Regions from separate parts of the Mus musculus genome. Here region 1 is linked to region 2. A link is a loop called in an ENCODE intact Hi-C map of the cell type or tissue named here. Cell type or tissue: left cerebral cortex. All regions are shown on one strand. Links, peaks and the distances in the headings refer to the core of each region. The heading gives the core; the rest is flanking DNA.

The links. Hi-C counts contacts between places; a loop is a spot of excess contacts. Peaks named below come from ENCODE experiments on the same cell type or tissue, not always from the same donor. Only the 100,000 strongest peaks of a DNase experiment are listed, where the experiment ranks them.
Region 1: it touches region 2 in a loop (2.1-fold over the local background); 4 of 42 quality-filtered maps call a loop at or near these places.

Annotation. Positions count from the first base shown.
Region 1 is chr16:16,575,586-16,592,672 of GRCm38, forward strand. The region is part of intron 1 of Fgd4 (FYVE, RhoGEF and PH domain containing 4); the gene reads right to left. Among named protein-coding and RNA genes, the nearest start is that of Fgd4, 16 kb to the right of the region's middle. In left cerebral cortex, for the core only: a CTCF peak has its summit at 9,268 (motif pointing left); a DNase peak (open chromatin) is centred at 9,259.
Region 2 is chr16:16,473,618-16,490,704 of GRCm38, forward strand. It overlaps Fgd4 (FYVE, RhoGEF and PH domain containing 4), which reads right to left. Exons shown (of 17, transcript NM_001301817.1): 3 at 16,806-16,989; 4 at 10,473-10,980; 5 at 3,807-3,896; 6 at 1,399-1,544; 7 at 610-766. Among named protein-coding and RNA genes, the nearest start is that of Fgd4, 120 kb to the right of the region's middle. In left cerebral cortex, for the core only: no CTCF peak of the experiment used is centred there; a DNase peak (open chromatin) is centred at 9,281.

The sequences.
Region 1 (17,087 bases), core at 5,752-13,751, 100 kb after region 2:
GTCTATCACTTGTGTGGATTTTTAGCCAACATAATCAATATACAGAGTGACAGCATTTCCACAAAGAACTCCCCTCGTATCCCACCTTCTCTCAAACCAGGAGCCTTCTTCTCGGAATCTCTGACTCCTGGCAATCACTTTTCCACTGTCTGTCCCTATCATTTTGTCATTTATAGACTGTTACATAATTAGAATCACATATGAACTTTGAGAATATCAAGAGCATGAGACTGCTATGTTTCCTCTTACATAGGATTCTATTGTATGGCTGTGTCACCAGTGACTTAACCAACCATATTCTAAAGAAGATATGATTGCCCACAGTCTTTGGCCATTACAAATAATTAGTATGCTCATTCACATGTGAGTGTTTTCACACATGTATCTAACTAGCTTTGTATGTTATCCACTATCCTTTTGAGTAAATTAATGTGTTTATGCTGTTTGGCCATTTTTCATTTTTTTTAATTTATACTTTTATTTTAATGCCAGGGAATTAAACCCAAACCTCACATATGCTAAGAGTGAACACTTTCACTAAGCTATAGTCTTAAATAAAGTATAAAATTTTAATTTAGATGATTCAATTTATCATATATTTTCTTTTATAGATTATGCTTTTGGTATTTCAGTTTGAGGAGTTTTTTCTAAGCCACACATAGAAAAATATTTTCCTATGTCTTCTTTTATTTAATTTTATGTTTTGCCTGCATATATATGTGTGTGAGGGTGCAAACTCTCCTGGGACTGGAATTACAGAGAGTTCTGAGCTGCCATGTGGGTGCTGGCAATTGAAGCTAGGGCCTCTGGAAGAACAGCCTGTGTTCTTAACTTCTGAGCCAGCACCCTCTACCATGCCTTCTTTTAAAAGTTTAAAGTGTAAGCCAGGTATGGTAGTATACATCTGTAACCTAAGCACACAGGAAGCTAGGGATCCTGAATTTGAACCTAGTCTGGGCTATATATCAAACCTCTCCTGCTAAAAATGAAGACAGTTTTAAGTTTTACATTTAGATCAGTGATCTCTATGATCTCACTGTAGTACTAGGTCCATGGAGGAATGTGTGTCCTGTGGCTCAGTCACATGTGGTTATGGTTAGCTATGAATATAGCTTCAAACAAGCAAAATGTACAGTTAACTTGTGCTGGTACAAGAGGAACTGTGGTGACTTTATTGTGTGGTTTCTCAGCATAGACTTTGTAGAGGACAATATTGTGTCACCAGGTCAAAAGGTTACACATAGTTTAGGTGAGTGGGTTTTTTCCTTCTTTTCCTTCCTTCTTTCCTTCCTTCCTTCTTTCCATGGTCCATGAGTATTTAGTGGGAAACACTTTGTTTCATCCTCCCTTGATGTTAATACTGTTGCAATTTTCAGGTGTTTATTTTCTGGGTTTTATACTGTTTATTTGCCTATCACTCTTCCAATACCAGTTTTGAACTACATTTAAAAAAAAAATCTTAGCATTTGATATAGTGATTCCTCACACACTACTCTTTTTCAAGACCTATGTAGTTTCTCCACCAGGAGTCCAGCCAGCACATACTACCACATCATGTAGAGGACCCCATTTACATCTCTGAGAAACATCTTGCACAAAGAACCCAGCCTGCACAGCACTCTGCAACTGTTTCCACTGACTGGGCCTGGTGACACTGACTAGGAGCATAATCCAGGCACTAGCCACCTAATTCATGAACAAAGTCTGCCTAGAGTTCCTAGGACCCCCTAGGCCTTCTGCACAAAGTAGAAGACCATGACTTCCCTTGCTAAGGCCAACCTTAGTCGCTGCAGAACTACCTGCACCAGACCCACAAAGGAAAACGGCATCTCTACCCCACAAAGATTTAGTCCTTTCCTGAATGTGGTAAACATCTCCACTGAAAGAGGGCAGGTAGCCCAAACAAAAAAGAAAACAAAACCAAAAAAGAAAACTCAACCAACCGACTATTCCAGATGCACAAGTCCTGGTACAGAATAAAAAACCAACCAACCCCCATCCCATGCCCCCCCATACACAAATCACCTGTATTCTGCTAGTCTCCATCTCTTAACTTCCACAACCCCATGGTTCCTTTATACTTTCCTGTTTTTGCAGATATTGTGTTATTCCCTCACTTCAGAGGAGTTGGAGTAGGAACTACAGATGAATGAATCCATGCAACAGTTGTCTTCCTGGGTCTGGTTATCTCACTCCATATGATCTTTTCTGGAACAATTGGTTTACCTGCAAAATTCATGATTTTTTTCTTTCTTTCTTTTTTAAATTCTTCTCTTATACATGCATCCTGACCAGTTTCTCTTTCACTTCTAGTTTTACTCCATCTTCCTTCTTCCTCAGATCCACTCCTCCTCCATTTTATGAAGTACAGGAGATATGAAGCAGAGAAACAGAAAAATGGGAGAAGTAGGTCTCCAACGGAAAGGGAGAAGGGGAGTCAATATAGAAATAAAAGGAGAGACAAATGATAAATAAAACTAGGATTGTTTCCAGTGATGAACTGTGCCCCACACTCCATTTCTCACTCCAGGTCCCTGCCTGCTTTCCAGGAGGCCACTCTGGCACCAGGAACCCTAGGCCACACTAGTACTAGGGACCCCAGAGGCACCATTAGCACCCCAAAACTCAGAGGCTACGCAGGATACAAAACCCCAGGGAAGACATCCTACTAGACATGTAAGTGCACTGGTGATCAGAACCCCAAACCACTCAGGTCAAAGACTGAGAGGAAACAAAAATGAAAGGAAAACACATAAAACCCCCACCCCCATCCATTAAAGATGAACTTAGAATTCAGCACCTAAACCTATAATAACCACAAAACCTAGATGTCCAGAGGCCACCATAAGAACATAATCAACAACAGCCAGAGTAATATGGCACCACCAGAGCCCAGCTATCCTACTACATCAAACCCTGTGTATCCTGACACAACTGAAACACAAGAAAATTACCTTAAAACTAGTCTTAAAAGATGATAGAGGCATCTACCATTCACCTTTTCTTCCTTAAGGAAGAAAGAAATAAACCCCTTGAAGAAATACAGGGAAATACAATCAAACAGGTGAAGGAAATGAATAAAATTGTTCAGAATCTGAAAATGGAAATAGAAGCAATAAAGAAAACACAAACTGAAGGAATTCTAAAAATGCAAAACATAGGAAGCTGAACGGGAACTGCAGAGGCAAGCTTCACCGACAGAATACAAGAAATGGGGGAGAATCTCAGGTATTGAAGCTATAGCAGAAGAAATGGGTACATCAGTGAAAGAAAATGTTAAATCTAAAACTTTACTGACATAAAACATCTACTAAATCTGGGCACTATGAAAAGACCAAAACTAAGAATAATAGGAATACAAGGAAGACAAGATTCCCAGCTCAAAGGTTCAGAAAATATTTTCAATAATGTCATAGAAGAAAAATTCCTTAACCTAAAAAAAGAAAACACCAAATAGAGTGGATCAGAAAAGAAAACTGTTCTGCCACTTAATAATCAAAGCACTAAATGAACAGAGCAAGTAGATATTAAAAGCTAAAAGGGGAAAAGACCAAGTAACATACAAAGGCAGAACTATCAAAATTACACTCATCAACAGAAACTCTAAAAGCCAGAAGGGCTTGGGCAGATGCCTTACAGTCCCTAAGAAATCACAAATGCCAGTCCAGACTTCTAAACCCAGAAAAAACTTTCAATCACCATAGAAAGAAAAATCAAGATACTCCATGACAAAAACAAATTTAAACAATATCTATCTGCAAATCTAGCAGCGCTACAGAGGATATTAAAAGGAAAACTACTACTCAAGGAAGTTAAACACCCAAGAAAACACAGGAAATAAATAATTCCACACAAGTGAAACACAAGAGAATTCCACATAAGGGAAGCATCAAAATAACAAGAATTAACAAATATTGGTCTTTAACATCTCTCAACATCAACGGACTAAATTCCCCAATAAAAAAGACATAGGGTAACAGAATGGATGTGAAAGCAGGATCCTTCATTCTGCTGCATACAAGAGATACACTGCACCACTCCTGTCACCTTCATCAGGCCTGCTGTACCAGGAAATTCCAGGTTAGATGTCTTCTGCCCCAATCCCCTGCCTTACAAATCCCCTGAGACATTCCCAGCTACCCTGAACTGCCTGATGTCCCCCTGTCCCCTAAGCTCCATTGTCCAGCCACTACTCTACACATTTTAACCAGTAACATCCAGGTTAAACCCTTCCCCTGCCCCAAGCCCCTGCCCTCCAGGTGCTCAGGAGTAGATGGCCAGCTGCCCTGAACATACACTGCCCCCTGAGCACCATAGTCCAGCTCAAGACTGAACATCAGAGGCCTCCTGCACCAGAAACATACAGGTTAGGTCTACTTTCCCAAGACCTGCTACACTAGGAATACCCAAGGACAATTAGAAGGCTAAAGGCCAGCGTAAGAACATAATCAGGACCCAGGGCAATATGGCACCTTCAGAGCAAAGCTATCCTACTACATCAGGCCCTGGGTATCCAAACACAACCAAAGCACAAGAAAATGATCTTAAAAGCAATCTTGAAAGAAGAGAGAGATCTTTAAAGAGAAAATTAATAAATGCCCTTTAAAAATCCAGGAAATATAGTTAAACAGGTGAAGGAGGTGAATAAAACTGTTCAAGACCTGAAAATGGAAATAGAAGCCCCCCCCCCAATAAAACCCAAAACACCAACAACAATGACAAAACAAATAAAAAACCAAACAGGCAAAACCCAGACATCTTACACTGCTTAGAATGGTTAAGATTAAAACCTTAAGTGACAGTACATGCTGGTGAGGACAGAGAACATGGGGAACACTCCTCCATTGCTGGTGGAGTGCAAACTTGGACAACCACTTTGGAAATCAATGTGGCAGTTTCTTAGGAAACTGGGAATAGTTCTACCTCAAAACCCAGCTATAACACTCCTCAGTATATACCCAAAACATGCCCTATTATACCACGCAGACACCTACTCAACTATGTTCATAGCCTATTTACTCATAATAGCCAAAAAACTAATAGCCAAAAACTAGAAACAACCTAGATATCCTCCAAATGAAGACTATATAAAGAAAATGTGGTATATTTCCACATTTTATTATTCAGCTATTAAAAACAATGACATTATGAAATTTGCTGGCAAATGAATGGAACTAGAGAATATTATATTGAGTGAGGAAACCCAGACCTAGAAAAACAAACATGGTATGCACTCACTGATAAGTGGATATCAGCCACAAAGTCCAAAATATCCATGCTACAATCCACAGACTCAACAAAGCTAAGTAACTAGTAGGGCCCGTGGCAAGAACACTTGAATCTCACTGAGAAGGGGAAATAGAATAGACATGGGGGATGGATGAAGAGAGGGGATTGTGTAGGGGAGAAGTAGGGATGGAAACAGGAGGTATCAAGTGGAGGAAGAACTGAAGAAGAGAATACTGGGAGAGACAACTGGAATTTGGGGTGAGGAGGCATCTCTGGGAAGAGCTAGAAACCTAGGACAGTGGAAACTCCCATGAATCTAAGAGTAACCCTAGCTAAAATTCCTAGCAGTAGAGGAAATGGAACCTAAACCGGCCATCTCCTGTAACCTGGGAAGACTTCCAGTGAAGGGACTGAGACACCAACCCAGCCACAAAACCTTAAGACCCACAACTTGTCCTGATTATAAGATACACAGTGATAAAGATGGCACAGAAATTGAGGGAAAGGCTAACCAATGTCTGGTCCAATTTGAGACCCATAACATGAGAGGGAGCCTACCCCTAAAACCATTTATGATATTCTGATATACTTGCAGACAGGAGCCTAGCATAAGTCTCATCAGAGAGGTTTCATCCAGCAACTGATGGAAACTGATGCAGAGACCCACAAGAGGAAGAAGGAAAGGAAGGGTTGAAGGAGCCAGAGAGGTCAAGGACACCACAAGAAAACCTTCAGAATCAACTAACCTGGGCCATTAGGGGACCACAGAGACTGAACTGCCAGCCAGAGAGCATGCACAGGACAGACCTAAACCCTGTGCAGACATGTAACAGTTGTGCAGCTCAGTCTTTGTGTGGGACTCCTAAAGCAGCAGCAGGGGTTGTCTCTGACTCTGTTGCCTGCCTTTGGGGTCTTTGCCTAACTGGGCTGCCTTGTCTAGCCTCAATAGCAGAAGATGGGCCTAGCTCTACTGCAATTTGATAAGCCAAGGAGGGCTGACATCCATGGTAGGCCTCCCCTTTTCTAAGGAGATGAGGAGGAGTGGATGGGTGGGAGGTAAGTTGAGAGGGAAGGATTTGAAAGAGAAGAGGGAGGGAAAGCTGTGATCAGAATGTAAAGTAAATACATAAATTATTAACAAAAGGCTGGGGTTGTTTGATAAAGGAAAATTTATTAATACACACACATATACACACACACATATACACACATTTATATGTGTGTATGCCTCTGAGCTTACAATACTCTTCACAGAAACTATACTAACAAAAGCCATAGTACCAGTACAAGAAGTGTCTTCTCAAATGGTTGGCTAGGGTAGTCTAAGTAATTTCTGAAATAATATAGACAATTGCCATTGCCCTTGATTACCTTTAGAGGTTAAGGGTGGGCCCGTATTTCTTAAGACACTACACACTTAAGATACTGGAGTCAGATTATATGAGCTGAATCCAACTTGAAAATGTTCTTCCTTCAGTCTTGTTTCCATGGTTCCAGAAAATATTATACAAGCAGCCACAGGAGGGAAGCAATTATCCAGACTCAATACCTATGAACCAAAACACTGATCAGCATGGCTAAATAACCACAAAGGTACAATAAGGGACACTCACATGCTGATTGTAACAACTATCCAATTAAGCTTAAGTCCTACTCAATAGGAGGCAAATCATGTATGGGACTAGAAATATTAGCCAGCTTCGCAGGGTTAGTGAGGTGACAGATCTTAGAAAAAAATCTACTAGTATCACTTTGTTAGACCAATGTAATTCCTACTACACATAAAAACAGGTCTAAGATAGAAATCTACAGTTCTAAGTGCCTACATTTAAAGTAACAACAATAACAATAATAATAATGAGAAAAAAACAAAACAAAAATTCTGTAATAGAACAAGCCAATTCCAAACACAGTAGATGGCAAAAAAAAAGAAAGAAAAGAAAAAAAAATAGAAATAAAAGCAGTGATTAATGACATAGAAATGAAAACAATACAAAAAAAAAAAAAAACAATGATCGAAAAGCTTATTCTCTGAGAAGACAAATAAGACCAATAGATCCTTAGCCCAACTAACCAAGTAAATAGAGAAACCCAATTAACATAATCAGAAACGAACAGGAAAGCAACACACACCAAGAAATACAGAATGGTATAAGGGGATACTTTGAAAACATGTACTTCATTAAGTTGGAAAATCTAAGAGATGGATGAGTTCCTTGACTCATCCAAACTGCCAAAGTTAAATCAAGAAGAGTCCAACAATCTAAGCAGAGACACAGCACAGAGGGAGAGTAAGACAGCAATAAAAATCCTGCCAACTCAAAACCAACCAAACAAACAGGTGCAGACAGATTTCCAGCAGAATATTAGCAGACTTTGAAACCAATCCTTCTTAAACTCTTGAAAGAAAGAAAGAAAGAAAGAAAGAAAGAAAGAAAGAAAGAAAGAAAGGAAGGAAGAAAGGAAGGAGGGAGTGGGGAGGGGAGGGAGGAAGCCGGGAGGGGGGGGGAGAGAGAGGGGGGGAGGAAGAGGAGGAGGGAGGGAGGGAGGGGTAGGGAAGGAAGCACTAGAAGGCTCCTCAGGCATTAAGGCCCAGCAGAGCCTGCTATAGCAGCTCCCTACTGGGGGCAACTTGTCTAGCACTGATGGTTATCCCTAGCAGTCCTGCTGGGATCTGTGTTTTACCAACATCCAGTCCAGGGCTGCTGCAAATCTTACACTGCTAGTTCCCAATCCAGCATATAAAAAGCAAAAACAAAAGGAATTTAATGGTATTTTTGGAGGGTTTGTTTGCTTGCTTGCTTATTTGTCTCATATTGCTTTGTTTGGACACAGGTACACAGAATAGATATATTTACTGCAGATACAGAAGTTCACAGGATACTTACATTTAGAAACACAAGTACACACAGCTTCCTATTAGACTATGGGAACAATGCTTCAAAGCTACTTCTAAAGGGACTGCCTGCTCTCATACAACCAAGTAGAAAAGCATTGTATATTCAATTTTTATAGTTATACTACTGCAAAAACATCTATTGCCATGACAAACAAAAGGAAGACAGCTTTAAAAAGCTTTCATCTTAAAAGTTTTTCATCTTGATTTGGTTGTAAACACAGATCACTAAAATAAGTACAGTTATAAAAAAAAGAATGACTAGGAAAAGGGTAGGCAGGTACGAAAGGAAAGCATCTACATATTCCATATATGGCTCCTATTTAATACACACAGCCTAGTGCAATAGCTCCTATGACATTGAATGGTGCGGTAAGAAAGCCTATTTTCTGACATTTAGAGAACTGGAGAGTATAGTTATCAACACATATTGACTTGTTGATCTGGCTTGAGCCATATAGAGCCTATGTGAAGGACTATGGGCAATCAGATCTAGAACATGTTCTAGTCACTAACCCCTCTCCATAGATAACAACTCATGAGCAACAGCACGACAACAGCTACTGGAATGAACTAGAAACCAAGCAACAAGATTGTCAAGGACTGTGTGTGTGTGTGTGTGTGTGTGTGTGTGTGCAGGTGTGGGTGAAGGTACATGCATGTGCAGGTGCATGTGGGATGCAGAGGACAACCTCACATCAGTTGTGTCTCAACATTTTTGTCTGTTGTTTGTGTTGAGAAAAGTTTTCTTGTTAATACGCAAATCAGGCTGCAGGCTAGGTTGGCCGGTCAGCAAGCACCAGAGATCTGCCTGCATCTAATACCTGGCACAAAACCAAACCAAAACCGTCAGTCCAGGAACTGAAGTGCTGCAGGGCGAGCACTGTGCTGACTGAGATACCTTCCCTGTCATGTGGACTTCCTTTGAATTTACAAGTTTCCACAGTTAACATTCATGCTTTTTAAGTGATAAGGCCCAAGTAACACATTTCACAAGGAGATTTAGAATAGCAAATAAATGGCACCACATGCTAAGGCATTGCAATGCTAACTGCATATGCAGTTCTGTGACTCTACCTCCTAGACCCTGATAGCCACTGACAGGCTTCCTTAGCCTGAAGGTCACCTCTCCACTGCCACCTGGTGGCAAGAGGATTCACAGACCTGAAGATCAAATACTGCCTTCTGTTAACAGACATTTACTATCAGCTTTGCATTCCAGAGCCAAGGAGGGCAGAGCCCAAACACAAGGACTTGTCCTTCATCTTTCCAAAGCTTGTTTGCATGAAGACAAACTTCATTTCTATATAATCCTCCAATTCAGAAGCATCCACTAAAAAATGGTAAAATACACTGTGCATAGGATTTTAAAGAAACCTGAAAGCAGAAAGTGGCTTCATCTAGCAATGGACTCAAAGCTGTTCTGCTGAATAACTCTGGGGCTGGGGAGGGCTTGAATTAACACATGACCTGTGCAGTAGTGGAACCAGGTCATGCTCAGGATCCCTTTACAATATTCATCACTACTTCATGTGTCTTGGAGTTCACTGCCCAAAGAGTGTCAAAACTTCCCTTTAATACTATCTTAGCACAAGAAGTGCCCTGGTTTAGGTAAAGATCCAGAAAATAGTTTTAAAATATTTAGTCTGTATTTATAATGTATGTCTGTGGTTTTGTGCATTCACATGGTTTGCAGGTAAACATGCTTGTATGCAGACTCAGGGCCAGCAGAGGCATCAGGTGCCCAACTCAATCATTCTCCACATTATTTCCTAGGGACAGAGCCTCACACTAAGGATGAGGCTGACTGGTGGTCAGCCAGCTGCAATGGTCCTCCATACCCAGCTTCTTATTTGGGTGCTGGGAATTGTAACTCTAAGACTTTATACTTGCACAACAAGTATGCTTACCCACTGAGCCATCTCCATTGCCCCTTTTTAAAATTATTCAAACTTCTAATAACCATTGTCACTAAAATGTCAAGTTGAATATAGCTTCTTTCTTTTTTGAGAAGTTTATATGTGAGTATTCTATATTATTTTCCCTCCCTTCCCTCCCTCCAACTCCTCCCATGCCATCCTATTCCTGCTCAAATCCATGCCCCCATATCTTCAATTATAATGTGTATATACATAATATATATTACATGTAATATAATACATTATACATGTAAACTTACAAAAACAACTTCCTGAGGTCATTTAGTATTGCTAAAATGTATATGCATTTAGGTCTGATCACTTGGAATTGAAAAACCTATCAGGGGTTCATCCCTTGAGAAGAATGATGTCAGTCTCTCAACAAGTCATTAGTTGCCCACAGGTTTTTATCTAGGGATTGGGACTTGTGAGATTTCTACCGGTATACATTGACATGGCAACTGGTGTTGCCATTTACAGGTCTTACTGTTGTACAGACAACCATACTGTTGAGATTTCATAAATGCAGATTCCCTACCATGTACATAAGATACCACCTCACAGCAGATATCTTGTACAGATTGCCACTGCCTGAGTCACCTGTGATATAACTCCACAGAGCCTCTGAAGAATACCTTCATTGAGTACAACATCAGGATAACACAATCCACCATTACTAGTACTTCTTGGACATGTTGGTAGCATTTTCTCCCTTACTGTCACCAGATTTCTTACCAAGATGAGGGTAAATGAGAAGATTCAAAACATTTTTGCATTAATACTAGTCTAGAATTTTCTTTATTTTTACTAACATCTGGAAACTTAGATAAAAATCAAAGGTTTTTGTTTTTAGGACTGAAACTTGATATGAAGTTCAGTCTAGCCTCAAATTCATAGCAATCCTTCTGCTTCTGTCTCTCAGAGTGCTGGATTAAAGGAGTATACAACCATGCATGGTTCGAGTTTAATTTTAAGTAAATGAATATAGTACTGCCTCCTGAAAGAAAAATAGAGAAAGCAAATGCTAATGTATAGGAGCACATTAGAATACAGTGGCAGAAAAGGCTCACGAACCTTAGCAAGTAGATGACCGGGTAATGAAAGCTAACTGCCTGAAGGCAGAGAATGAAGATGTCAATATTTATAAGTGTGGTTAGCTATATTCAAAGAGAAGTCAGGATTATTTTTCTTATTTTTGTGTCAAATTTTATATTAGTGCAAAATAACTTTAAACATTAATGTTACTACCCAACTATAAAGATGATTACATATTACAGGCATCTGCTGTTTACGATGGATAGCCAGACAAAGATACTATTAGGATAAAGTAGAAAAGAAAAATTGCTAACTGCAGTAGACAATAGGTGTCCAAATCACAATACATCTGTAGTTGATGGCACCCAAATGGCAAACCTTGGCATAAGCACTGGTGGCTCCTTAAGGCACCATATTTTGCTACCACAGTTATTTAACACCTCACTGATAACTTGGTATAAATTATTTGATATCCATAAACCAAAACAGCATTACAATTTAGAAGGCTACAGTTAAAGCTTTACAATGAGAAAGTAACAATTACAAAGCACAGTTTATAAATGATGTGAACACACATCCACTTTAAAAAGACACAGTGCTCTTAGAGCTTTGCCAGGTTTTCTGTTTTGTTTGTTTGTTTTGTTTTGTTTTTAATGGAGTTTCTCCATGCTCTGTAAAAATTCTGTCTCAGACTTCTAAGAGCTGAGATTACAGGCACATTCCATCACAACTGAAGAGCCATTTTAGCTACTTGAACATTTATATGTTATCCTACTTGCATTTGGTTCAAAACTAACTCCCCCAAAATACTTTTTATATCTGAATATTGTACTAACAAAAACAAATATAGGAATATTAATATATTAAATATGATGAGTAACTTATTAACCCCAGACATAGGAACAAATAATATGTACTAGTACATTCATTAGATTCTTGTGTAGAATCAATTAATCATATGTTAAAACTCAACAATAATGATAATGATAAAAATTTAAGTTATTTTATTAGAGAAAATCAGTCGTTTTCTTTACCTTAGTCACTAGCATTTTCAAATACCATTGTTAATATATCTGAGAAATATATCATGAAAAAGAGCTAACATACAAGACCTACACTGAAATATTGACTTTGTAATATATTCTAATCTTGGGAAGTGTGATGGGTAATTCCAATAACAGTATTTAAAATTAGCAAAAAAGACAGGCCTTTGGACCTACTTGTGAGCAACTATCTATTTTAGGTTAACCTGAGTTTATGAGGCACTTTCTTATTATATGAACTGTATTGTTATATTATGTTATAATAATATTATACAATATATTAACTTGCTCTATATTCACATGTAGGGAAGAGTCATCTTACATGGGAGCTGTATTTGAGGGCAGGGTTGGAGGAGACAATCCGTATACAAGAGGATGCTTTGCCTGCCTGCCTGCCTGCCTGCCTGCCTGCCTCTGTCTCACTAGTGAGTTCATTTACCCTGATCTTGAGTTCATCCTTGGTCTTGCTCACACTGTACAGTTGCTGCAGCTGGTAGTGAAAACCAACTTCTTAGGTGACTGTCTTAGTCACGGGTCCATTGGTGGGAAGAGACACAGTGAGGAAAGCAACTCTTATGAAGCAAAGCATTTAACTAGAGCCTTGATAAATAACACTGTTACAGGTCATCATCATGGCAGAAAGCTCACAGGCATGGTGCTAGAGCAGTGGCTGAGAGCTTTACAGCCTCATCTGCAGGCAGTAGACAGAAAGAGAGAAACACAGACACACAGACAGAGAGAAACAGAAAAACAGAAAGAGGGAGAGAGAGAGAGACAGAGATATAAAGACAGAGACGCTGGACCTAATGTGAGCTTTTGAAACCACAAATCCCACTCCAAGCAACCCAGTTCTGCCAACAAGGCCTCACCTGCTTTAACAAGGCCACACCTCCTAATCCTTCTAATTCTTCTCAAACAGTTTTACTCTCTAGTGGCTAAGCATTAAAATATATGAGCCTATGAGACTCATCCTCATTTCAAGTACTACAGCCATCCAACATGGACGGAAGCACAGTGGCCTTCAGGAATCCTCCAGGCTTTGTCATCAGATTGACATTCCTGAGAGACGTTTTGTGGACTGAGCAGATACCAGATTCTTAGCATCTCTAGTATAAACACAGCCAATATTAGACAGTCCAGCCTGTATCATATTAAAACAATCAAATCTTCTTGGATATATATTTGCTTTATTGGTTATCTTCCTCTAGAGACCCCCCCCATATGCTATAAACTGTCAGCAAAGCAGTTCTAGAAAAATAGAATTGTAAGAATGAATTTCTGAAGTGGGAATGCTGGTATCTGGAGCTAGCTGCCCACCTCAATGACCTTTTTTTTGTATTAGATATTTTCTTTATTCACATTTCAAATGTTATCCCCATTCCTAGTTTACCCTCCAAAAACCTCCTATCCCTTTCCCCCTCCCCTACTCACCAACCCACCCACTCCTGATTCTTAGAACTGGCAGTCCCCTATACTGGGGCATATGACCTTCACAGGACCAAGGGTCTCTCCTCCCACTGATGACCAACTAGGCCATCCTCTGCTATATATGCAGCTAGAACCACGAGTCCCACCAAGTGTTTTCTTTGGTTCGTGGTTTAATCCCAGGGAGCTTGGGAGATACTGGTTAGTTCATATTGCTGTTCCTCCTATGGAGTTGCAAACCCCTTCAGCTCCTTGGATACTTTCTCTAGATCCTTCATTGGGGACCCTGTGCTCCGTCCAATGGATGGCTGTGAGCATCCACTTCCGTATTGGTCAGGCACTTGCAGAGCCTCTCAGGAGACAACTATATCAGGCTCCTGTCAGCAAGTTCTTGTTGAAATCCATAATCGTGTCTGGTTTTGGTGGTTGTTTATGGAATGGATCCCCAGGTGGGGCAGTCTCTGGGTGGTCATTCCTTCAGTCTCTGCTTCACACTTTGCCTCTGTAACTACTTCCATGGGTATTGTGTTCCCCCTTCTAAGAAGAAACAAAGTATCCACACTTTAGTCTTCCTTCTTGAGTTTCATGTGTTTTACAAATTGTATCTTGGGTGTTCCTAGTTTCTGGGCTAATATCTACTTATCAGTGAGTGCATATAAAGTGTGTCCTTTAGTGATTGGGTTACCTCACTCAGGATGATATTCTCCACATCCATTCATTTGTCTAAGAAATTCATGAATTCATCATTTTTAATACCTGAGTAGTACTCCATTATGTAAATTTACCACATTTTCTGTATCCATTCCTCTGTTGAAGAACATCTGGGTTCTTTACAGCTCCTGACTATTGTAAAAGAGGCTGCTATGAATATAGTGGAGCATGTATCCTTATTACATGTTGCAGCAACTTCTGGGCATATGCCCCAGAGGGATATTGCTGGATCTTCCAGTAGTACTATGTCCAATTTTCTGAGGAACTGCCAAATTGATCTCCAGAGTGGTTGTACTAGCTTGCAATCCCACCACCAACGGAGGAGAGTTCCTCTTCCTCCACATCTATGCCAGCATCAGCTGTCACCTGAGTTTTTGATCTTAGCCATTCTGACTGGAGTGAGGTGGAATCTCAGGGTTGTTTTCATTTCCATTTCCCTGATAACTAAGGATGTTGAACATCTTTTTAGGTGCTTCTCAGCCATTTGGTATTTCTCAGTTGAGAATTCTTTGTTTAGCTCTGTAGCCCATTTTTTAATAGGGTTGTTTCATTCTCTGGAGTCTAACGTCTTGACTTCTTTGTATATATTGGATATTAGTCAACTATCGGATTTAGGATTGGTAAAAATCTTTTCCCAATCTGTTGGTTGCCATTTTGTCTTATTGACAATGTCCTTTGCCTTATAGAAGCTTTGCAATTTTATGAGGTCCCGTTTGTTAATTCTTGATCTTACAGTACAAACCACTTGCAGAGAGAGAAATTAAGGAAAAAAATCTCATTAATAGCATCAAAACAAAAACAAAACCCCAAGAATTACCTTTACCAAGGGAGTAATCAGGCACAAAACTGACATGTAGATTAATGGAGAAAAACAGAGCCATATAACTATAGTAGCCTAAAACTCAAGAAAGGTGTCAAAAACATAAACTGGAGAGAAGAAGCCCCATGCTGGCTAAGACTGCTCACTGTGCTCCAGATTAGGAGGAGGGCTACAAAACGGAGAGTAAATGCCAGGTCAGAAGTGTAAGGTCAGTTGAGCTCACTGCACACACATGGGATATAAATTATCATCAGCATAGATTAAAGGGTATGGTAGGTCTAAGCACAACAGCAATGCAGAAAAGATCTATGACGAGGGCAAATATTCCAATTGGAAATCACCCAAGAATAGCAAAAAGTTTGCCCAAAGTACAAAGTCCAGATGACATGCTAAGGAAGGATAATTATATTTTTTTATTAGATATTTTCTTAATATACATTTCAAATGCTACCCCGAAAGTTTCTTATACCCTCCCTCCACCCTGTTCCCCTACCCACCCACTCCCGCTTCTTGGCCCTGGCATTCCCCTGTACTGGGGAATATAAAGTTTGCAATACCAAGGGCCCTCTCTTCCCAGTGTTGGCCGACTAGGCCATCTTCTGATACATATGCAGCTAGAGACACGAGCTCTGGGGGTACTGGTTAGTTCATATTGTTGTTCCACCTATAGGGTTGCAGACCTCTTGAGCTCCTTGGGTGCTTTCTCTAGCTTCTCCATTGCGGGCCCCGTGTTCTGTCTTATAGATGACTGTGAGCATCCACTTCTGTATTTGCCAGGCACTGGCATAGCCTCACAAGAGACAGCTATAACAGGGTCCCTTAAACAAAATCTTTCTGGCATGTACAATAGTGTCTGGGTTTGGTGGCTGATTATGGGATGGATTCCCGGGTGGGGTAGTCTCTGGATAGTCCATCCTTTCGTCTTAGCTCCAAACTTTGTCTCTGTAACTCCTTTCATGGGTATTTTGTTCCCTATTCTAAGGAGGAATGAAGTATCTACCTATTCATTGGTCTTCCCTCTTCTTGATTTTCTTGTGCTTTGCAAATTGTATCTCGGGTGTTCTATGTTTCTGGGCTAATATCCACTTATTAGTGAGTGCATATCTAATGACTTCTTTTGTGATTGGGTTACCTCACTAAGGATGATATCCTCCAAATACATCCATTTGTCCAAGAATTTAATAAATTTATTGTTTTTAATAGCTGAGTAGTACTCCACTGTGTAAATGTACCACATTTTCTGTATCCATTCTTCTGTTGAGGGACATCTGGGTTCTTTCCAGCTTCTGGCTATTATAAATAAGGCTGCTATGAACATAGTGGAGCATGTGTTCTTATTACCAGTTGGAACTTCTTCTGGGTATATGTCCAGGAGAGGTATTGCTGGATCTTCCCATAGTATTATGTCCAATTTTCTGAGGAACCTCCAGACTGACTTCCAGAGTGGTTGTACAAGCTTGCAATCCCACCAGCAGTGGAGGAGTGTTCCTCTTTCTCCACATCCTTACCAGCATCTGCTGTCACCTAAATTTTTGGATCATTATATATTCTTTGGCCATTGTACTTTTCATGCTGTGATAAAATTCCAAGAACAACTTGCTGAAGAGTTTATTTTGACTTACTACTCCAGAAAAGTCCATCACTGCATACATCCAAACAGGAAGAGAGCTGAAATGTACATATCCATACCCAGGAAGCAGATAGTCTGTCAAATCTGTAAACTGTCAAAGCTTGACTCTACTGTTATATTACTTACAACATGGCTGCACCTCCTAAGGGGTCAATAAACTCCCAAACATTCCCACCAACTGGATGTCAAGTGTTCAAATACCAGAGCCTACAAGGATGTTTCTCCTTCAAATCACCCATTCATTCTCTGGTTCCCATAGTTTCATGGCTATCTTATTTAATCCAACTTCAAAAGTCCCACAATTTTAACAGTCTTAATACTGTTCAAATGTTCAAAGTCTCTTTTGAGATCTAAGGCTGAGAAACCAGGAGTTAGACAG
Region 2 (17,087 bases), core at 4,316-12,315:
CCTGAGGTGTCGTCATTTGCTGTGAACCTATGGACTGCCGTTACATGACTGGGGTAATTGGAGGAATCAGTAGGGTATTTAAGGCACACCCTGGGTTGTTCGAGGGATTCCTGTTCCTGCATTGCAATGCTAAGTGTTCCTGAATAAACCTGCTTGAAGAAGGACAACGTGGTGTTGCGTCTTTCCTGCTGGTTGGGGTGGATGCGACAGTGGAGCACCCTCATAGAAGCAGGGGGCAAGGTGGATGGGATAGGTTTTGTGGAGGGGAAACTGGGAAGGGCAATAAAATTTGAAATGTAAGTAAATAAATTAACCAATAAAATAAATAAATAAATAAATAAAATTTCTTAGGGTTTTGAGCAGATTAAAAAAAAGGACATTGAAAGGCAATGCACATTGAGCATTTTCTACCACTTAGTATATGAAGTGTGCTTCACAATTTACTGCCTTAACTTTAGATACTATCTTTGCAGAATTTAGTAGGTTAGATTTCAGCTAAATTTCTTAGAAAAATACTAAATACTTATATCTCAATTTTAGATCTTGAAGAACATAGAAACTTGTCAGAAAAAAATAACTTGTGACCAGGAAAAAAAAGTGTCCTATTACCTGAATCTCTTCAGTCACTGATTTAAACTGGGGAACACGCTCTGTCATGGTTTTAACCAGTTCCACTGCATTATCAAATCCCTTCACGTATTCTCCATACATCTTAAGGAATGGCGCCAACTTTTGCAGGATATCTCCAATTCTGGGTGTAGTTTCCCTGTATTAAATATAAAAAATATCATTAAGATTTCTTACAGAATAAGGAGATCTGTAGGCTGGAAAATAGAGTACCACTCCACACCATCTGCTCTATCAGATCCACTGCTCTAACACGTGCAGGAGACAGCTTTCAAGAGTTAGCTAAGGGCTGGTGAGATGGCTCAGTGGGTAAGAGCACCCGACTGTTCTTCCGAAGGTCCAGAGTTCAAATCCCAGCAACCACATGGTGGCTCACAACCATCCGTAACAAGATCTGACTCCCTCTTCTGGTGTGTCTGAAGACAGCTACAGTGTATTTACATATAATAAATAAATAAATCTTTAAAAAAAAAAAAAAAAAAAAAAGAGTTAGCTAAGAAACTGCAGAAAGAGCCTATAGACCTCCTGGAGTTGCTGATCATGCCTGAGTTTGGTCTTCACTAGTCAGAGCTCCATTTAGAGCACAGAAGCAAATTTCATCTGGGGCAAAACATGAACATGCAGTCCCACACCTACCAGTTGCTTTTATGTAAAACTTTGGAACTATAGTTAGTATAGCTGTGGTGTGAAGTACAGCTGTTCTTTAAAAGTTAAGAAGCACCGTCCTATATGTACATCTTAGGCACAGAAGTCCCATTTCTCCCGTCTTACCATTCTTGCATTCGTTTCTCCAGCTCAGGTAATAGGAATTTACTATGGAAGGCATTTATTGATGAAATGTTAGAAAAGATTTTATTCACCATCTCTGCAGGAAATGAGCCTCGGTTTGCTTCTTCTAATAGTTTGCAATAAAATACCTGAATGAAAGAATAAAGCAAATGTCACTTTATATTTGTGGGCTAACCAGTTTTCACCATGCTGGCCTGCCCTGAGCTGGAAACATTAGCTTGATGAGTAAATGGGGAAACTTACGGCTTAGAGAATCAATGATTCTGTGAAATGTAGGAAGAACTATATGTTTTGATTTTGAAGAATTTTAAATGAGGGTTTGGAAGATTTATTTATAACTAAAACTATGCCCCTACCTGTATGAAATTTATTTACCCTTTCCTTCCAGAATGTTTAAGTAGATAGTTAATAAAGTGTTTCTGTGCAGATAATTTTCAATTGATGCGGAAGGATTTACATTTTCATTTATGGCTATAATTAAGGGTTATGAAAAGATTTCATTATGTATACAGTGTGATGTTTTTCACTTACTGTGTTTTGAATGATGTCTATAGCTATTATAAATGGCTCTCCCTGTGAGTACTGTTCAGTGTTAATTGTCAAGGAATCACCTGGGACATAGGCCTCTGGGCACCTCTGTGGGCAATTATCTTAATTGCATTGGCAGAGATGGGAAACCTGCCCACATGGGTAGCAGCACTCCTTGGCTGGGATCTTGGAATCAGCAGAGAAGGAATGCAGAGCAGAACAACACTCTAGTTGCTCTTTGCTTCTTGACTATGAATACAATGTGACGTGTTTCATCAAGATCCTGCCCTCTTGACCTTCCTGCCATGATGGACTGTATCCTTGTCTTAAACTGTTAGTCAAGTTAAGTTGTCCTTCTCAGGCTTTGCATCACAGCAACAGATGGTAACGGAGGTGGAGAAGTCTGCTGCTGTCTCCCATAGACCTATAGATACTGTATGTATCTTGAAAGGGGAGTCGCTAACTTAGTTCCCATAGAACAGAGACAATGAGTGGACAAAACCAACAAACCCCTTTAGTTCTCAGATTTTCATTTGCTTTTTAATAAATAATAATACCTGACTATGTGAATGCATTGTGTGTTCGGGGATCCTCTGCACCTGTAACATGTACCACAGAGATAAGTGGCAAAAGCAAACATCCTGAATTCTTGGCTATACTCTGCTCGGGCTACAATTCCTAACTGCCATTTTATTAAAATCAGGCAGAAATCTGTTCCTTCTCCATGTCCAAAGGACTATTAATTTTCTAAATTTACCTAACTGCACTTTACTACTGGGAGGCCATACAAAATTATATCCTTAAAGATTCTGACAGATGGTGCACTGTACTAATTAACACACTAAAACATCTAAAACATAAAAAAAGTAGTCAAATCAATTTGGCACCAGAGGGGGGAGGAGACAGAGGGAGAGAGATAGAAAGATAGAGAGAGATAGAGATGGAGAAAGGTGGGAAGTGGGGGAGGAGGAGGAGGAGGAGGAGGAGGAGGAAGAGGAGGAGGAAAGAAACAACTTGCCTATAAGAAAAGACCTCTTTTCACTATAGGAACATCTTCACATTCCAAGACTGTGTTTCTCCACAGTGATTGACTTTATTTCATGGTAAAGTTCCTTGACACAGAGAATCTGAACTACAACTTCACTGTTGCACAGATTACAAACTTTAAATTGGTTTCACAAAATCCATACAACCAGTGTAGGGTTGACCCTGGGAACCAAAATAAGATGTGTCTAGGACCATGTGTTTCCATGAAATCTCAATTTACCAGAGGCCAAACTAGAACGAGACTCACAACAAACATTGAAACATGGCAGCTTCCTCTTTGCAGCAGTGTAGGAACTCAGTGCATTTCTAAGTGATCCCATGAACTCTGAAAGTGTCTGGATGAGACCAGGCTCAAGGCTGCACCACAATTAAAATACAAAATGTGATACAGTGGAACCATGTATACAATATATACTGTCTGGATGACGAAGCCAGGTTCCATACAAGGCTAAACAAGTGATCTCTCAAAGCCCCGTGGCATGACACAGTGCAACACATCAAACAAGACAGAGTCACCAAAGTAAGCCAGCCTGTTTAGATTTTAATAGTTCACATGCCTTCCAAGAGCACAGGAAATCATCAAGAAATAAGAAGAATGTTTGACATTATGGAACACAGCTGTGCTGAGACTTTTACATAGAAACCTACACTCTTAGGAGTTGCAAACATCTTATATTCAGCAAATTTATCAGTGAGGCTGTGAACATTTCCTTAAAGCAAGTAAATTTTACTATCCCAACCACCCAGGCTTGCACTGCAGCTCCTGAAATGCTTCCATACCTAGGGCCGAACGATGAATGGCAGCAAAACGTTACCTGATCTAGGAGGTCGAGCCGGCTGACATAAGCTCTTTCTGTAAGTAAAAGTTCAGTGGCTATTTTGTGAAGTTTCTGTTCATTAGTCTCCTAAAAAAAAATCAAACATATATTTGCATATAAGAAAAGGCAGCTTAGATATTTTTCTTAAGTAACAAACACTTAATCAGAAAGCTCAATCTAAGAGGATTTTCCCAAATGTTTCAGGACCATGAAGCTGGGTGATCAGAGCTGTACAGTCTGTGCCTGGTAACATTACTGTTTACCCTTTTCTCAGAATGTTGTCTTTCTTGGTACCCAGCACTATACTTCATTTGCTCTTACCTTCTTTTTACATATAGTACCACACTGTCTTATTTACTAACTCTTTTTTTTTTTTCTGAGACAGAGTTTCTCTGTATAGCCCTGGCTGTCCTGAAACTTACTCTGTAGACCAGGCTGGCCTTGAACTCAGAAATTCACCTGCCTCTGCCTCCCAAGTGCTGGGATTAAAGAGCAAACATTTTGCCTTTAAAAATACATTGTGAAATATAGGATAATAAATATTAAGAGAGAAAACAGCAAAATGCATTAGCATGTGCCCAATAGTAAGGTACGACTATCAATTTATCCCAATCTTCTTCCAGCTATGCCTCCTCTCACCTCTCTCATACTTTTTTTTATCTTTTGGGACAGGGCATCATTGTGCTGTCCCGACTGGCCTAGAACTACCTAGCTTTGTAGATTAGGCTGACCTTGAACTCACAGAGATCTGCCTGTCTCTACTTCCCAAATGCTGAGATTAAAGTATGGCAGTAATCCAGGCCTCATCTAATCTATAATTAAATCTAATCTTACTGTTTGCTCCTTAAATAGGTACATTTATTTAACTGTCATTTTGTATAACCTTTTTTCATGATAATAGGATTTTTTTCTTGTTAGATTTCTAACTCCTTTAATCAACTAGAGTGCTTCAATAAGAATCCCAGAATTCAATAAAAGATTGCTGATACAACTAGTAGCTAGCTTCCATGTAACTACTGTTTGTAATTATAATGACTTTGACAAGATGTCAGAGTGCTGTTTTTCAAGAGCCTCTGCCTGAAGATCAAACTATAAACTCTCCCATCCTGGTACTATCCCATTTCATCTATCTGTCTATAGTCCATAAAATTTGGACAACCAAGTCCTATGAATGGTCATGCCTAAAAAAGTTAAAAGGAATGAACAAAGAATACACAACACCCACAGACATACATACATGCACACAGAAAATGACAATTAGTGAAAAACAGACCATGAATTTGAAAGAACATGATTTGAAGGAACGTGGGGCGGGGTATATGAAAAGGTGAGGAGGGAGGGAAGGGAGTATATAACTTCATTATAATCTCAAAGATAAAATAAAAAAAAAAACCAAGTTTTCCTTACTGCTACAGTGTTTTCCAACTCTTATTTCAAACTCACACCAATCAAGAGTTTCTATATCCTCTGAGTCCAATATCTTTTCACGGTGACTTACCTTACATATTGCTACACGAGGAACCTCTCTAAAACTTTGCTTTTGTACATAGGAATACGCTTTAGAGGAAGAAATGGAAATGCACTATCTTCTATATCCACAAGAAATGCTGGCCTGCATTAACACGTCACTCAGGAGGAGCTACAGGGGCTCCGTCTTCTGAGAGTAAAATACACCCTTTTGAAATTTAGAGAAATTCATATAAGCCTGCAAACACCACCACAAACAAGGCTCAGATATTCCCATCATTCCTAGATTCTACTTTTGCTCCGGCTGCTAAACTCCTCTCTACTTCTAGACTCTTTGTCCGGCTCCTGATACCACAGATCTGTGCTTCTCTAGAGCATCAGATGAAGGGGAATCACCGAGGTTCCTTTGTGACACATTCACATTATTTCTTGTATTAGAAGTTCTTAATTTTATCTCACAGTGATGCTGTACCTTTGATTTACATTCTTTTATATGGTTTACATCTAAATATTACAATCTTTTTTACTTCTTTTCACGTGTTTGTAGTACATGTGTGAGAGTCTATAAATGTGTGTGAAGGCTTGAGGTAAATGCTGGGAATCTTTCTCAGTCCTTTCCCCAATCAAACCTAGAATACATGACAGGGCTTCTGCAGCCAGCTTGCTCTGGGGACCCACCATCTATGTGCCTAAGTGTGGGATTATAGGCGGTCACCACATCCACTCCTGGCTTCTGCGGAATCTGAACCCTAGGCCCTCTGCCTGCTCAGCAGGCAGTGTTTTATCCACTAAGCCATTTCTCCCAGTCCCTGACATTAGTAATTCAGCAGATTTTTTTTTTTTTTTTTCTATAACAAAGAACTTTTCATGGGCTATAAAATACTCAGACAGGTCACACTTTTTTACTGACATACAGTGAGGTCATCACTGAGGTCACAGATCTATGGGATCTTAAGAAGGATGCTTAGAAGAAGCAATGTTTTGCTGACAAGAAGTTCCTAAGCTGAACTTGGCCAATTCTATGGTTATACTCTGCAGAACCCAACAGTGCACTCAGCAGCACTCAGCAAAGGCTCTTACACAGCCATTGCCCACATTAGGTGCCAGGCCCTGTCAAAGCTCACACACATGGAAGAAGGGAGCTCACTGGCATCCAGTGTAGTCACATACTCATATGCATTCTCAGAACAGTTGCTAGGCATCTTGTGGTGCAGATGAGGAATTACAGACTTTTGGAGCATTGGTTTGAGTTACTCCAAAGAGATGCTAACATTTAGTAGTTGCAGATTTTATGTCACATGTCAAATATAGTGATATTTTTCCATAATTTCACTCATCTTTGTTTTCTTGAGACTGAGTCCACAGTTGGCTGTTAACTCACACATATCTGCCTGCCCCTGACTGGAATTAAAGGCTCGTGCTACCACGTCTAGCTCTTGACTTATCCTTTTAACTATGAAACAGGAACAAGTTTTATTTTTGCTTTGCAGGCCTTGTACACATAACAAAAATACTGAGCTGAAGGCAGCTGGTTCACACAGTTACTAATCAATTCTACTCATAAAGGATTTTATGTAATAATTTGTTACGTAGTTTAATAGTTTCTTCTTATATATTTATGCAAAATCCCAGACTTTGATATAAGCAAAGAGCACAGACTGGAGAGGTACAGATTACTTGCTGATAAAACTGTCTCAACAGAGTGTCTGTAGCTATGGTGAATTTTAATATGTATTTAATAGGCGAGCTGCTGAAATTACACTGTGTAACTCTTCAGTACATGTGATTTCAATTCATTTTAAGCAGGAAAAAAAACCTTTGATCATTATTCAGAAATTATAAATATATTGCAGTTTCTCCTATCTCCCAAAAGCTTGTTTGGGCTTACTTAAAATGTGTCTGTTAAAGATATATATAAACCATTAGGCTTTTATGGGGACAAGTGAAATGATTCTCCATTCTAGGATATTTATATCCATATTGTTCATTGCTAATATTCTTCCACATCAAAAGCAGAAGTGGCTTTGTATACATATCACCCAGTATTTCTTGAGGCCTGTTCCCTCATAAAAATTGGCATCAACTTAGGAAATAAACATTGTGTTCTCTAATTCATAAGGTGCTTCACAGTTTGGATGCCACAGTTTTAGTGCCTTTGCCAGACATCAAAATGTAAATGTGGCTCTAGGGCAATTTTAAGTTAAACTATAGTGATATTCTGACATTATATTTGGTCTGTATTCTGAAAATCTGGCTTGTGTGTCATGCCTTAATTCTATAGTTAATATTCTAACAATACTGCATGCTAGAACTAGCTGTGTACTAACTGAACTATGTCCCCAACCCAATCCCACCTCTGATTTAGAATTTACATACACACTAAAAACAAAACAGCACATCCCACAGGATGAGTACCGCAGAACAAGAGAGACTGGAAGTCGCATATCAGATCGTTAGTGTGCTCTCTTGTCTTACACACAAAGAACGGGACTCATGGACATTTAGGCAACCCTACTCTAACTCCTGTCTGGCATGAGAAGTCTCATTTTCACAAATGCTTAAACTAAATTAAGCATTCTCTGTCATGGGACAAAAGCTATGTGTTTATATTTTAGAACTAATGTATTAGGAATAGTTACCATTCCTTAAGTACATACGCTTTAATAGATACATGTTATAAGCACATATACGTTAACGGATACAAAATCATGTGAATGAAAATCTCTCTATAGTTCCATGAGCACAGGGTAAACTCTATAGGGTTATATTAGTAGATTTTCCCTCAAATATATTGTGTTTGTCTTTTCTCGGAGTTATTCAGAGCATTTCTTTCTTCAGAGTATTGCCTAGTAACTAAAGATGTAACAAAATGTTTATGATTTAAACTTATTTTCATTTTTTAGTTTTGAGGTTTGAAAGATATTCACTTTGAGGGGTGTGGCTATATTGCAAATTATTAGCATTTCTTCATGTTGAATATGGTAGGTACTACATGTTTGTAATGCCAGCACTCCGTAGGCTGAGGTATAAGAGTGAGTTTGAGGCTAACCTGGGCAGCCTAAGGAGTACAAGATACAAGTACAAGGCAAAAATAAAGTATTTTATAGTTGTCATTTTTTGCTCAAAATATACTGTCAAATCAGTAACACAGCTTGTAGCAATCATAAAGACTCTTTTAAGTCAGTTATCAATTACCAATAATAATGACTGATGGCATATTTTAATAAAATTACAATTCTGAACTATTATACCTTTCCATATAGACTGGCCCCAACTGGTTAGTATACAATATCCTACTAATATTTTTTAAAAGGAACTTTTTTACTCCTAATTGTGATAAAATACAGTTAAGAAAGCATACTACCCCTATACCATTAATATATTGCATTTTGAGATAAGAAACACAATGTGGCAAGCTGCCGAAAGCACAGGCAGCATACTACCGCCACGCTTACGTTGGATCTTGTTTGGATCAACAGCTCATCCCTACACAGCATACACTGATTATGCGGTCAAGGCCCTGTAGTACTCTATGCTTAATTAGCTTAACAGTAGAAGTTTGTTTTGTCCTACACTGCTCTATTTGTTTTTATTTTATCTTATTATTCTATATGCCTGTTACTATTCTGGTGAGAAAGAGGAAAAGGGCATGAATTTGGCTGGATTGGGGAAATAGGGATGATCTGTGAGGTACAGAATAATCAGAATATATTATATGAAAAATATCCATTTTCAATAAAAAAGAAAGAAAAAGAAAACTGTGTTACATCTTTCTCGAGTCACGTACGATTCATCTAACAGTAGATACAACAAATAACAAAATGTGGAAAGAGGACTAGCCAGTGGCCACAGGAACCACCATCTAATGCCCTTTAATAGGACCAGCGCCTGTGGTGCCGCAGAAGCTCGCTGGGGGTACTGTCTCATGGTACACCACTGAGCCTCACTCCTATGTGTCTCTTCCCTTCACCACAGGTAAGGATGGAAGCAGTGAGCTTTATTGAGCTGTTGAGGCACAAGGAGATTCCCTTCAGAGCGCTGTTTCTTTGCTGCTCCAGACAACGTGGTGAGGCATGAGTCACTTTCTCTCTCCCATTTGCTTAAAATTATAATCTCTGTTGATTGCCCTTCAGCTAAAGTTCTTAATATAACCACCAGTCAGTCACGTTAATATTTTAGAATCTGTCCTTCACTTATGATTGTCTGACTATGCTCAGGAAAGAACTGTAAATTATCGTAAATAGATTTAAGATTTGAATTTTTTCATTTGCTGATGTTCCTACAATTGTCCAAGTTGTAATTTTATTTAGTATAATCAATGACAAAGAATGAGCAATAGAAATCTCAAGGATGGTTTCAGAGATATACACAGCATGTTAAAGATTAGGGAAATCCAGAATGAAACTGACATGACACCAAGAAATCTAAGGTATGGCATGATAGCCATGCTATTAAAACCCCAGAGTAAGATGCTGATGTAAACAAGATCAAAGCAACCTTTGGTTAGAGTCATGTAAAAAATATCTGTGAGTTAACAGATGGGCCAGAAATAGTCTCAAGAGTTTTTGGTTCTGTTTGAATAATATTTTATTTTGTCATCTTAAGAAGATTTTATAAACAGTATGACAAAATACATCTAGCAAATTTTTCTGTTTTATGTGAACTCAGCTTTACTATGCCTCCCCAAAAAGCTGAGCTATCCATTGCACAAAGGCTAAGAAACCATTTGGAAGAGCAATGCATGTGGCAGTGCACAGCCTGTAGTGGGCCAAGCCTCAGCTTCACTTCCATCTCAGGGTGCTGGTCCAGGTTCCTACAGTTCCACCCTGTCTAGAGTAATACCCCTGGGCGTGGCAGTTAGTAGCTCCTGCTTATTCCTATGGAGACTTGTGATTTGTTGCCCTAGGGAAACAAAACTGGTCCACAGAAGCAACATCTAGAGCCACAAAGAGCATCTGCCTTCCAACACAACACAGTTGCTATGGTTTTTCTACAATACAACCATCACAACAAAATAATCAAAAGAAGCTACGTAAGAAGAAAAAAGGAAGCACCTTTAAGAGGCAGTAAAACCCATTAGCCTCCAAGCTTGCAAATGGTTTCTCTGCTGGCATGAGTAACCTGAGTCATTCATCTCATGGGTGCTGTGAAGCGCTAGGTAGTGCTTGCCCTGCACTGAGATGGTTTACAGTTTACCTTCACTTCATGGTGCTGGTCCAACGTATCCAATCCCATGGTGTTCACCCCATTTTCCCTCTCTTGGAGCTCAGCGTCCATCCCTGGCTCCCCTTCTTTTGAGGGAAGCCCTAAGTCCGTCCCTGGAGTCCTGCAGCTGCTGTCAGAAGCATTTTCATCATGACTATTGGCTATGGATGATGCAGAATCTGTGATGGTTTCATTTCTTTCTCCATTCAGCACATGTGTATCAGGAGAGGCGGCAGCAGTCTGAATAGCCATCTCTGGGCTAAGAGTAGTCTCCTTCTCATCTTCACATTCCATCTGGTTTTGTGCAGCCACTACACCATTGGCCAAACAACCATGTTGCCCCTGAGTCTGATCTGGGTCGTTTTCCTGCTTCTGTGGAGAGTGCTGGGGCAGAAATTTTCGTGGAGGTGAGGAGGTTAACCCAGGCTGTCCTAGAGTTTGAGGAATATTGAGGTTCATAGTAGAATCTTTCTGCAAATCAATGTAACTTGACAAAACACTGTAAGATAAAATACAAAAAGAAACATCAGGATGAAAAGTTTTAGAATGAAGACAAGTCAATTCCAGGTGAAAAGGGACGTCATTTCTACATGATGGTTTTAGAAGCAGATTCTTGGCACACAAGCCATATTTAAACAAGCATAGAGAGGGTGAAGGTTGGAGAGATGGTTCAGCTGCCAAAGGCTAAGCTCAAACCAAAACCAGATGGATGAGCCTGAGCTTTTCCTAGCTGGCGTGTTTCCATGAGCTTCTTACTAATACAAGTTATTCAGTAAAGATAGCGATGAAAGAAATATCTGCGTTCAATGAGATTATCTTTTTCCAAGATCTTTAATTTTTAATCATTTTTAAAACAAGCATGAGTTTCTAGCTTATAAACAAGCTATAAAACCAAGTTAGTTTTATTTGAAAAGTAGGAACATTAAAAAGAAAAAAAAACCTTTATTATAAATGCTGCAGTAGCTGCTAACAGATCGCTAAGGGTTCGCTTGAATTTTGCTCTTGATCTCTCCAATCTTGTCTTCACAAATCAGATCCTCATACATGCAAGACTTTACTAATGTCTCCAGGACATCAGAAAGAATCTACCTTCCCCAGCTCCTCCATCTCCCACCTCCTGGGACTATCTTTCCCCTTACTGTAGTCTTGCATATTCCTGTAGTTTTCCATTTGTGTGCATGTTAGGGTCAGTAGCCCTGCTCTTCTCTGCCCAGCATAATCTTCCCCCTCTGTCATTCAGGTCTTTTGAGAGGCTTTTCTTGGTTGGTCTATTTAAGCATCACACTCTACCACCTTCTCTAATCTTCTTTTATTTATCTTGAAAGCCCTTACTACTGTTGATATCCTATGTAGTCTTGATAGTACTAACAGGACAATAGAACCTTACGACGTCTTTGCCTGCTCAGAAATGAGTTGCTCTATCCCAGTCATTAAAATGTTCAGACATGGCTAATAATTTATGCAGGTCCCTGTTATGAGTAAAGAAAATATATGTAGCCAGGCATCCCATAAAGGCAATTGACCTATTGCTCTGGAATGCCTGGGAAATCATAGTGGCCAGCATGTGAGACAAGAACAGGACAAGAAGCTATGAGGTATTAACAGCTACCTTTGCTTCTATAAAACCTGCTTATCTCTATGAGAAAGGGACGAAGTGGACTTTTATTACTATATAAAGGAAAGATAAGAAACTGAGGGAAGTAAAACAATTTTCCTGGCCAGCTGTGGATTCCAGGCATAGTTGTAATACACACCTTTCTGCTGTTCATTTAAAAACCCCACCTTAAACACACACACTCCCTTCCATAGGGCATGCTGTTTGGCTCTAAGGCTGCCATCTGCAAGCAGTAAAAATAACTTCATTTAATCTAAATTTGAATTGAGTCTAAGTCTTTGATCTTTCCAGGTGGATTTGAACACCACAATACAGGTACTGCCTGGATGACAGCAGACCAATAGTGTTGTTCTTACAATAGATTCCACCACAAGCACAATCCTTGCAAACGCTTGCCCAAACACAAACCGTGAATTATAGCACGCCCTTCCTTACATTAAGGACAAAACTGTACACATTTCCCCCGGAGAGATAAACTCAAACAATTTGCATTTGGGCCACAAAACTAGTAGAGACCTCAGCCTTTAGAATATGGACTCCTTTGAGGTCTCCCCAGGCCCTGGCATGACAGCACTGAGACCAGGCTCAGGTTCCCACCTCCTCATGTTCTCATGGCGGTGACTACAGAATCTGGAAACTGGAAGGCTCTCTTTTCTGTTTTTGAATCAATTAACTCTGAGAAGAAAAAAACTGAATGAAATTTAGACATTGTTTTAAATATTGCTATAATTTCAGCTCCCAAAGGCATTACAAATTCCCTTCTGAGGACTTTGAGATTTACAGAAGATCATATAAGTGCCCAGGAATTAAATACAGCTTTTAAACATATTTCTCCAAAATTTGTAACAGTATTATAGTAAGCATATTTTCTAAGTACATTGCATTTCAGTTTCTTGTTTTGTTTTGAGGAGTCTTACAATGGGGCTCAAGCTCGCCTCAAACTCTTGAACCTCTCTGCTTTGGTCCCCTGAGTACTGTGAGTATGTGCCTATGCCCCCTAGATGGTATATCCTTACATTTTTAAATTTTGAATGAGGGACACTGTAGTTTCGTGCTTGTTATGCTTCCCAGGACATCCCCCAAATATTCCTGAGCTAAGGTGTCATTACATACATAATAATAACATTTAAAAGCTCATGTAATGGCACACACAAAACACCCACAGATATCAAATAGTAAAAGGAATAATTCTTTAAAAGATTTGTGTAATGGGAAATTATCTGTCAATATTACGTTGCAATGAATGAAAATGTTTGGCTTTGTGTGTAGGTAAGTAAAATTATATACATTTTGTTTATATTTCTAGTAACATAAACAAAATCTTTTTCCTAAGATAAAACAATTTAGATAGTATAAGTAAAAAAGAATGGAACTTATAAGGATTTGTTTTGTTTTTTTTTTAATTAGGTATTTTCTTCACTTACATTTCCAATGCTATCACAAAAGTCCCCCATAACCTCCCCCCACCACTCTCCTACCCACCCGCTTCTACTTCTTGGCCCTGGTGTTCTCCTGGACTGAGGCATATAAAGTTTGCAAGACCAATGGGCCTCTCTTTCCAATGATGCCGACTAGGCCATCTTCTGATACATATGCAGCTAGAGACACAAGCTCTGGGGGGTACTGGTTAGTTCATATTGTTGTTCCACCTATAGGGTTGCAGACCCCTTTAGCTCCTTGGGTAATTTCCCTAGCTCCACAGGGGGCCCTGTGATCCATCCAATAGCTGACTGTGAGCATCCACTTCTGTGTTTGCTAGGCCCCGGCATAGCCTCACAAGAGACAGCTCTATCTGGGTCCTTTCAGCAATATCTTGTTAGTGTATGCAATGGTGTCAGCATTTGGAGGCTGATTGTGGGATGGATCCCGGGGTATGGCAGTCTCTAGATGGTCCATCCTTTCATCTCAGCTCCAAACTTTGTCTCAGTAACTCCTTCCATGGGTGTTTTGTTCCCAATTCTAAGAAGGGGCAAAGTGTCCACACTTTGGTCTTTGTTCTTCTTGAGTTTCATGTGTTTTACAAATTGTATCTTGTATATTGGGTATTCTAAGTTTCTGGGCTAATGTCCACTTATCAGTGAGTACATATCATGTGAGTTCTTTTGTGATTGGGTTACCTCACTCAGGATGATACCCTCCAGGTCCATCCATTTGCCTAGGAATTTCATAAATTCATTCTTTTTAATAGCTGAGTAGTACTCCATTGTGTAAATGTACCACATTTTCTGTATCCATTCCTCTGTTGAGGGACATCTGGGTTCTTTCCAGCTTCTGGCTATTATAAATAAGGCTGCTATGAACATGGTGGAGCATGTGTCCTTCTTACCGGTTGGGACATCTTCTGGATATATGCCCAGGAGAGAGAGGTATTGCAGGATCCTCCAGTAGTACTATGTCCAGTTGTCTGAGGAACCGCCAGACTGATTTCCAGAGTGGTTGTACAAGCTTACAATCCCACCAACAATGGAAGAGTGTTCCTCTTTCTCTACATTCTCACCAGCATCTGCTGTCACCTGAATTTTTGATCTTAGCCATTCTGACTGGTGTGAGGTGGAATCTCAGGGTTGTTTTGATTTGCATTTCCGTGATGATTAAGGATGCTAAACATTTTTTCAGGTGCTTCTCAGCCATTTGTTATTCCTCAGATGAGAATTCTTTGTTTAGCTCTGAGCCCCATTTTTTAATGGGGTTATTTGATTTTCTGGAGTCCACCTTCTTGAGTTCTTTATATATATTGGATATTAGTCCCCTATCTGATTTAGGATAGGTAAAGATCCTTTCCCAATCTGTTGGTGGCCTTTTTGTCTTATTGACCAGTGTCTTTTGCCTTACAGAAGCTTTGCAATTTTATGAGGTCCCATTTGTCGATTCTCGATCTTACAGCACAAGCCATTGCTGTTCTATTCAGGAATATTTCCCCTGTGCCCATATCTTCGAGGCTTTTCCCCACTTTCTCCTCTATAAGTTTCACTGTCTCTGGTTTTATATGGGGTTCCTTGATCCACTTAGATTTGACCTTAGTACAAGGAGATAGGAATGGATCAATTCACATTCTTCTACATGATAACTACCATTTGTGCGAGCACCATTTCTTGAAAATGCTGTCTTTTTTCCACTGGATGGTTTTAGCTCCCTTGTCGAAGATCAAGTGGCCTTAGGTGTGTGGGTTCATTTCTGGGTCTTCAATTCTATTCCATTGGTCTACTTGTCTGTCGCTATACTTGTACCATGCAGTTTTTATCACAATTGCTCTGTAGTACAGCTTTAGGTCAGGCATGGTGATTCCACCAGAGGTTCTTTTATCCTTGAGAAGAGTTTTTGCTATCCTAGGTTTTTTGTTATTCCAGATGAATTTGCAGATTGCCCTTTCTAATCGTTGAAGAATTGAGTTGGAATTTTGATGGGGATTGCATTGAATCTGTAGATTGCTTTTGGCAAGATAGCCATTTTTACTATATTGATCCTGCCAATCCATGAGCATGGGAGATCTTTCCATCTTCTGAGATCTTTAATTTCTTTCTTCAGAGAACTTGAAGTTCTTATCATACATATCTTTCACTTTCTTAGAGTCACACCAAGGTATTTTATATTATTTGTGACTATTGTAAAGGGTGTTGTTTCCCTAATTTCTTTCTCAGCCTGTTTATCCTTTGCGTAGAGAAAGGCCATTGACTTGTTTAAGTTAATTTTATATCCAGCTACTTCATTGAAGCTGTTTATCAGGTTTAGGAGTTCTCTAGTGGAATTTTTGGGGTCACTTATATATACTATCATATCATCTGCAAAAATTGATATTTTGACTTCTTCCTTTCCAATTTGTATCCCCTTGATCACCTTTTGTTGTCAAATTGTTCTGGCTAGGACTTCAAATACTATGTTGAATAGGTATGGAGAAAGTGGGCAGCCTTGTCTAGTCCCTGATTTTAGTGGGATTGCTTCCAGCTTCTCACCATTTACTTTGATGTTGGCTACTGGTTTGCTGTAGATTGCTTTTATCATGTTTAGGTATGGGCCTCGAATTCCTAATCTTTCCAAGACTTTTATCATGAAAGGGTGTTGGATTTTGTCAAATGCTTTCTCTGCATCTAACAAGATGATCATGTGGATTTTGTCTTTGAGTTTGTTTATATAGTGGATTATGTTGATGGATTTCTGTATATTAAACCATTTTTATAGCTACATAAGAAAACACATTTGCCTACACATTAGAACTAAAGAATATAAAATTCTCTTTCTGAGAATAAAATGGGTATTTACTATGAGTTTTGTGTGTTGTAATGATATCTCTTTGTAACTTACCATGAGGTAATAACAGGAAAAGGGAAACAGACTAACCTGTTATCGGGGCCTCTCATTATATGAAAAGGGTCAGAAATACTAGAGAGGCTTAGGAGGGCAAGAAGCCCCAGGAGTCAGGCCCTCAGAGAGTGAGGAAAACAGAGATAGGGATGGCACACAGCCTTCCTGACAAGCCCATTGTCCTGGACAGCAGCATGTTGACAGCAGTAACCCAGACTGACACACACACACACACACACACACACACACACACACACACACACAGGAAATAAGAAACGGCATATCCATACATAGCAAATGCTAATGTCTACTAGGCAAGACCAAATAATTTATCTTTAAAATGTAACTGTAGGATACTATGGCTTCCAAACATCCTCCTCCCACCTTCTCCCATACATAGTAACTCTTACCTGCCTCCTTCAAAGTGGCTGATGAGATCCGATACCTTACTATGCTTCCCTTTTGAGGTACAAGAAGTAGGGGCCGGATTAGACTCCTCCATCCTTGGCTTTGCACTAGGTAAAGCTTTATGCCTGGGGACTTGGGGAATATGGGATGAAGGTGAATTCTGCAGATATAATGGTTTTGGAGGCACTGTAGAAAAAGAAAAGAATTCAATATTTCACTGTTTTTTCTCTGTTACAGTGAAGATTCTGGTACCCTAGGTGCAAAAATCTTCACCATTAGTAAGC